3 separate regions of the Mus musculus genome follow, and regions 1 and 3 are each linked to region 2. The links are chromatin loops, found by intact Hi-C in ENCODE. Cell type or tissue: heart. All regions are shown on one strand. Region 1 has its middle 15 kb from the start of Gm39781. Region 2 has its middle 23 kb from the start of Gm31585. Region 3 has its middle 9.5 kb from the start of Gm39781.

What was found. Hi-C counts contacts between places; a loop is a spot of excess contacts. Peaks named below come from ENCODE experiments on the same cell type or tissue, not always from the same donor. Only the 100,000 strongest peaks of a DNase experiment are listed, where the experiment ranks them.
Region 1: a loop joins it to region 2, with 1.9 times the contacts of the local background. A loop is called at or near these places in 3 of 42 quality-filtered maps.
Region 3: it touches region 2 in a loop (1.9-fold over the local background); 2 of 42 quality-filtered maps call a loop at or near these places.

Annotation. Positions count from the first base shown.
Region 1 is chr2:30,511,101-30,513,600 of GRCm38, forward strand. No RefSeq gene overlaps it. Among named protein-coding and RNA genes, the nearest start is that of Gm39781, 15 kb to the left of the region's middle. In heart, no CTCF peak of the experiment used is centred here; no DNase peak of the experiment used is centred here; H3K27ac peaks cover 1,266 bases.
Region 2 is chr2:30,566,166-30,568,665 of GRCm38, forward strand. No RefSeq gene overlaps it. Among named protein-coding and RNA genes, the nearest start is that of Gm31585, 23 kb to the left of the region's middle. In heart, no CTCF peak of the experiment used is centred here; no DNase peak of the experiment used is centred here; H3K27ac peaks cover 619 bases; H3K27me3 peaks cover 971 bases.
Region 3 is chr2:30,506,112-30,508,611 of GRCm38, forward strand. No RefSeq gene overlaps it. Among named protein-coding and RNA genes, the nearest start is that of Gm39781, 9.5 kb to the left of the region's middle. In heart, no CTCF peak of the experiment used is centred here; no DNase peak of the experiment used is centred here.

The DNA.
Region 1 (2,500 bases), 55 kb before region 2:
AGGGTCGTGTGTGTGCAGGATGTGTGTGCAGGGTGTGCATGCATGGGTGTGTGCAGGGTGTGTGTGTGTGTGCAGGGTGGGCATGCATGTGTGTGTGCATGCTGTGTGTGTGCAGGGTGTGCATGCATGTGTGTGCAGGGTGTGTGTGTGTGCAAGGTGTGCATGCATGTGTGTGTGTGCAGGGTATGCATGCACATGTGTATGTATAGGGTGTGCATACACGTGTGTGTAGTGTGTACATGCTTAAGCACATGTGTGTGGGTAGGGTGTACATGCATATGTGTGTATATATGCTATGCATTCGTATGTATATGTGCTCATAAATGCTTGGGTAGGGTGTGTACACATGTCTCCACTTGCAGAGTGGAGGCCCGAGGAGTCTTTCTAATCATTTCTCCACCTTATTCACTGAGGCAGGGTCTCTCCTATCCACTAAGCAGGTCTGACCCTGGCAAGGTCAGGGTGCTAGGGCTATATACCTGGCAGGGCACCTCAGTCCAACCATGGCTCTCTGGCTAGCCAGCTTGTTCCCAGGAGCAAGGGTGCCTCTGTTCCAGGCTTCTGAAGTTGGAATTGAGGTGGTCTATTATGTCTGCCTGGCATTTACAGGGCTCCTGGGTACCCAAGCTCAGAATTCTGGTCCTCATGTTTGGGTGGCAAGCATTTTAACCACAGAACCACCTCCTCAGCCCCTCTGGGTATTTCTTTACTTTAATTTTTTAGGACTCAGGGTCTCAGTGTGTCACCCTGGCTAGCCTGGAACTTGTTATGTAAACCAAGCTGCTATGTAACTCACAGAGATCTGCCTGCCTCTGCCTCCTAAGTCAGGGATTAAAGGCATGAATTACCGTACCTTGCCGGGTGTGACTTCTTAATATTTGATATTTACAAAAGATCTTATGTGCTTTTTTCCTTCTCCCCTCCCTTCCTCCCTCCCTTCTTTGACACAGGGTCTCCTGTGAACCAGGTTGGCCTCAAACTCCTCATCCTTCAACCTCTGCTTTCTTGGGCAGAGATTACAGGTGTGGACCACTGATAGGAGGAGGGGATGGGGCGGGGGGGGGGGGGGAGGAATCTTATGTAACATCTCCAGAGGACTTCTCATGAGTCAGGGGAGAACATCTGGAGAGTTCCATCCTTCGATGACACCTTCCTTCTCTTCCACATCTGTGGCTTCAGGCTGGGCAGTGTTTGAGGAAAGCTGGGCCCATCCACCCTCTTTATAGTCCTGGACCACTGCAGGAAGTCACAGGCCTCTAGGGTGTTCTGGGAGGAGGGATGTGGTGTGTGTGTGGGGGGGTGGGGGTGGGGGGTGGAGTGGGGTCCATGAAAAAGCCTCGAGGCTTCTGGCTCGGCCAGCCAGTGTGTGTATGCATGTATGTTCACAGGTGTGTATGCTTATGTGTTATGTATGTGTGTATATGTGTGTATGCATGTGTGTTCACAGGTGTGTATGTATGTTTGTGCATGAGTGAGTGTGTGTGAATGAGTGTGTGTGTATGCAGAGCTCTGCTGGGTCTCTCTGGTGAGGAGTTTGTGTGGTAAAGGAGAGATAAAAAGAAAGACTAAAGAGATGGGCATTCTGGCCAAAGGGCTTGCTAACCACCAGCCTCTGGGGTCCTTATGGAAGAACTGTGGAGGTTAGGACCTGATGTCAACAGCTTTTGTGCCCCCAACCCCACACGGTGCCCCCGAAGATCTTACCTGCACATTCCACTCCCATGTCTTTCCTTCTCTCCCCTGGGTTAAGTTCAACATGGACAATAGATCAGGCTCATGATTGCCCCAGGGCCGTTGCATATGCCACTCCTAACCTGGAATAATCTTCCTTGGCTAGCTGCTTGTAGCCATGGGGTCTTAGGTGGGTTGTCATAGTGATATCTATCTGACGGCTAGACCCATCCTGGTGGCAGGGTGGGAGCTGGGGGCGGCTGGCTTGGCCAGGGATGGGATGTCTGCTTTGGACAGGTGGCACTGCAGTATAATAGCTATAGTGGCCACCCCTGGATCCTGCTGAGCAAGTCAGGGGAGGGTCACGTGGCTCCAGCTTTCCAGGCCTTGCTGGTTAGGCTGTGACCAGGCTGACAGCAGCCTCATCTTGACATCATGCTGGCCACTTCTCTTCTGCAGACCTGTTGAAAGCAGACAGAATGTCACTCCCATAGTGTGTGTACTGACAGGAGAGACATTCCAGTGGGAAGTGGGGGGCCAGTATGGATTCAGTGGGGGAGGATGGCCCTGCAGCACAGATGGACTTTGAGAATTCTCTCTCTCTCTCTCTCTCTCTCTCTCTCTCTCTCTCTCTCTCTCTCTCTCTGTGTGTGTGTGTGTGTGTGTGTGTGTGTGTGTAGGGGTGATGTGGAGGCTATCCTGGCTGTGAGCTATGAGGGTCCATGAGGCTGCATTTATCCTTCCCTTAGGACTCTGGGATTTCTTACCATTTACCAGTGCAGCCAGAGGCGCCCCAGGGAGCTGGGAGTGCAGAGGCACACAGAGAGAG
Region 2 (2,500 bases):
GTCTCTAAAGAGGGGTTCTGTGAACTAAGGTATCCCAGTGACCCCAAGAAGTATCAGTTGCTGTAGCTCTGAACCTTCAGGGCTTGTGGCTCCTCCAAAGAAAGAAGAGCGAGCTGCCTCTCAGGCTATGTCCTCTGACCTTTCGCTCCTGTCTTCCAGCTGCTCCTGCTGGTATGTGGGTGTGTATAAGCAGGCATGTATGTTGTTTGTGTGTACACGTGATTTGCATGCATGAATGTGTGGTGTGCATATGTTGGTGCACATGAGTGTCTTGTGTGTGCACCTATGTATGCATGTATATGTTTTACATGAGGGGTATGTGTGTGTGTATGTGTTTATTGTGTATGCTTGTGCATGTGTTATATGTGTTGTGTATGTATGTATGTATGTGTACATGCGCATGTATTGTGTGCATATGTTGGTGTACTTATGTATGCATGTATGTGTCTTACATGAGGAGTATGTATGCATGCATGATTATTGTTGTGTATGCATGTGCATGTTGTATGTGTTGTGTATGTATATATGTGTACGTGTGCATATATTGTATGCATGTGTTGGTATGTTTTGTATGTGTATGGGATGCACATGTACATGCGTGTGTTCTGTGCACAGATTGTGTGTGATAAAGAGGTGAGGCTGTACTCTGACAGTAGAATACTTCAAGGTCATCACCTGCCTGGGGGAGAGGGGCTGTCCTTCTAGAAACCTGGCTGTATAGGCTGACATCCCTTCCCTTCACATGTGCTTGGAATAAAACTTAAAGTCCTCGAGGCTCCAGGGGGGCCAACACTGTCTATTGTCCGTGGCGCTCCCTCAGCCGGGGGGCTTCCCTCCAACAGCTCTGTTCTTCCCAGCCAGTGCTGTGGCCTCTAACTGACCTGTTCCCAACCCCTTGCCCTGGCTCTGTCCCCAGCTTCTGTCCCCAAGCTCCCAGGTCTCCCTGACATTCTTCAAACACTGCTGTCCTCAAGAGCCCCCTTCCCCAAGTCCCTCAGCCCTCAAGGACTGTCCCCAGGCTGAGCCCTTATCTCTCATTGACTGACTCCTGGCATGGAGGCAGCACACACACACACACACACACACACACACACACACACACACACACACACACACAACTTCTTTGAGCTTGGGAAAGCCACGTTTGTGCCTATTAAATCTCACTGCCCTTCTGCCCTTGTAGCATGGAGGCCCTGGGAGGCTCAGGGTATGCCTAGGAGCAGCCCCAAGTCGCAGGTGTGTGGGAGGGGAGATGGGAGCCAAGCCACCTCACCGCCACCTGGCTGCCTCTGGCCTCCTGGATTCCAGACTTTTCCCCCATACTTCTGTGCTTCTGGAAGTTAAGAGATTAATATGCAAACACCCTTTTCCTATGGCAGTGTCAGCCTGAACCCTGTGGATTAACTTGCTCGATTTAAATACGCATTCGTCTCCCCCTCCCAGCATATACACGAATAAATCCTAAATGCTAAATAAAATCCCCTCGCTCCCCATGTGCTGCGCAGCTTCTAATCCCGAGTCCTGCGGGCATCCAACAGTGAAGAGGCTCCCGGGGCTGCGCTGCTTCCTGCGGAATATCAAGTACCCGAGAGCCCAGGCTCCTGTGTGAGGGTTGCTGTGACCAGCTGAAGGGGTCCAGGCCGGGTTGGAGATGCAATGCGAGGGCTCTCAGGAAGGATGGAGACCCACTGGCAAGAGACAAAAGGAGTGTCCATTTGACACAACAAAGTCCTAGTGAGATCGTGGCCCACGGGAAGCCACCAGGGCCATTAGATTGCAGGAGACTAAGACAGCTCTTTCCAAAACCACCAGGACTGTCCAGGTGTGTTCCTGACACTGGGCAGAGCTAAAGGGTCCTGGTTTGGGGCAGGGCCAAAAGCCGTGGGGCCCTCTTTGCCACTGCATTTGTCACACTCTCATCAGCTTCTTCTATCTCCTTGTGCAGAGTGCCCAGTCTCCTGAACATCTGGAGAGTGAAGGATGGCTTACATCTGTCATTCAGGTCCCAGGAACTTTGTACACTGTGGCTTCTCTAGACTGTGCAGCCTGAGAACATGCCCCTCTCATGCTTCTGGAACACTTCTGCCCTCTTCACGCCCTTCTGTAAGCCTTGGTTCAGAGGCACCTTGCTAGCATGTCCCCTTAAGCCACCTGCCAGTCCTGCACCCCACCCCACCCCACCCTCCTCCTCCACCTGCTTTGTTGCAAATGGCAGCTCCCTCCCTGGCACTTTGTAATTTAACTATGGCTTTACTTGGCTTTGTTTTTGTTTTTGTTTTTGTTTTTGTTTTTGTTTTGTTTTGTTTTGTTTTACAGAGCTTTATGTAGCCCAGGCTGCCCTCAAACTCTTGATCCTCCTGCCTCCACCTCCCCCCAAGTGCTAGGGTGACAGGTGTATGCCAGGCTGCTTGGGTGGTCTGTTTGCTGTCTTCCCCTTGCTCTCCCATCTGGATCCTCAGAAGACAAGATGGGATGGGATCCTGGGAAGAGGGATAATTTG
Region 3 (2,500 bases), 60 kb before region 2:
GGCACGTATGGTGTAGGCAGAGCTGAGAGTTCTACCTCTTCATCTGAAGGCTGCTAGTGGAAGACTGACTTCTAGGCAGCTAGGGTGAGGGTGTTAAGCCCACACCCACAGTGACACACCCACTCCAACAGGGCCACACCTACTTCAACAAGGCCACACCTCCTAATAGTGCCATTCCCTGGGCCAAGCATATACAAACCACCACAGTGCCTAAAGCAGAAAGCATGCAGGCTGGAGACATGGCTCAGTCCATAAGCCTTGCCTCACAAACACGAGGACATGTGATCTACCCTCAGCATCAGGGAAAAGCTGGGCACTGGAGGGCTGGGGAGACACCTCTTGCAGAGGACCCAGGTTCAGTTCTCAGAACTCACATGGGGGCTCACAACTGTCTATCATGCCAGTCCCAGGGCATCAGATTCCCTCTTTTGCTTCTGAGGGCACTGCACACACTAAATGCATGTACTTACATCCACAGTTATACACATAAAACAAAAATAAACATTTTTAAAAACAAATGCTAGGCATGATCCTCTATGCCTGTAATCCCCAACACCTGTGAGGCAGAGACAGGGGCATCCCAGGGGCCCGCTGAACAGTGAGGCTTGCTGAGTTAATGAGCTTCAGACATGCATGTGCCCACACAAGCACACACACATGCATATGCACACATGAGCACAGACATGCATGTGCACACATGGGCACAGACATGCATGTGCACACATAAGCATACACACATGCATGTGCACACATAAGCACACACACATGCATGTGCACACATGAGCACACACACATGCATGTGCACACATGAGCACAGACATACATGTGTACACATGGGCACAGACATGCATGTGCACACATAAGCACACACACATGCATGTGCACACATAAGCACACACACATGCATGTGCACACACAAACACAGACATGCATGGGCACACATGAGCACACGGGCATGTGCACATACAAACACAAACACATACATGTGCACACAGAAGCACACAATGTGCATGCACACACACAAGTACACACATGCTTGTGTATACACACATGAATGTGCATACACAAGCACTGACACCAGTCCATGGGGGTCTTGGGACATTGTCCTCAATGATGTGACTGCTTGCCTAGCTACTGCTGCTGGGCATCTACCGTGTGCTGGTTGCTCCTGGCTGGGACTTTGGCCCCTCAAGGGAACTCACCCATCAGGTCAAAGGTCTCAGACAGTCTTTTCTTTGTTCACGTGACAGACACCTACTGAGCCCCTGTTGTGTACCTGCCCCATCCTGGTTGGTATCAGAGAGATCAGATGAGCAGAATGGCACAGACTTCTCTCTTCCCTCAAGGTCAGGCTTCCTGACTCAGTGGCAGGATTCAGTGCTCAGCACAGTTACGTTTTGACGTTTTGACGTTTTGACGGGAGGAGTGCGCACTGCTCAGTTAAACTCGCATTTCCTGTGAGAGCAGTTCGGGGCAGGACTGGATATAAAGACAGAGCAGACACAATAGGCTTGGCAGGAAGAGCTCTCCTTGGAGGTAGCTTCAAAAGCGAACCCAGCCCTCTCTCTGCCGCCCCTTCTCCTTCCTTAGGTCCTTCATTCTTTCTCTTTCTTTTTTTCTTCTTGGTGTTTGTGTACACACATGCATGTTTGTGTGTGTATGTTCATGTCATGCAGAGGCCAGGGGTTGATGGTAGGTGTCTTCCTCAATCACTCTGAGCCATACTTCTTAGGATAGGGTCTCTCACTAAATCTGAAACTCATTAATTTGGTTAGATTGGCTGACCAGTGGTCCAGTGATCCTCCTGTCTCTGCCACCATGACAGTGGGTTACAAGGGTGTGACACAGCATCAGGTGTTTTGCTAAGTGCTGGGATTTGAACTCAGTTCCCCATGCAGCAGGTGGTTTACTGGCCGAACCATCTCTGCCGTCCCCTTTCCTTTGCTTTTGGAGATAAGCAACTCCATAGGTAGCCCAGGCTTCCCTGAAAACCACAATGCTCCTGTCGCAGCTCACACCCACCAACATTCACTCATCTCTACATTTTTGGTGCACTCATGTGCACCAAACACAGGGAAGCTAAGAGGCCACACAGTACCTCTTTCTGCCTCCCTGCCCTCCCCTCCTCATCACTATTCTGGAAGCTTCTGAATCCTTTCTTGGTGTGGACACACCAATCACAAGTGTTCCATCTATAAGAGGGTGGCACACACCAGGTGCCAACCCGTGCACCGAGGCCTGACAGGGGAGAAGGAGCCACACAAGGCAGTGAGAGTGTGGGTGGTGCCCAGCTCTCAGGATGGGCAGGGCTGAGTGGAAGGACAGGAGAGGTCCAGTGGACTAATGAGATGGGAGTGGACTGCCACAGGCTCTCCTGGGTTGCTGAAGTGGGGCAGGAGCTGGCAGTCGGTGTATCTTGCTTGGAAGATTATCATTAGGTAGTGCCTGGCAGTGCAGGAACCCACAGAAGGTTAAGGAAGGAAGGTCACACAGCACCAGC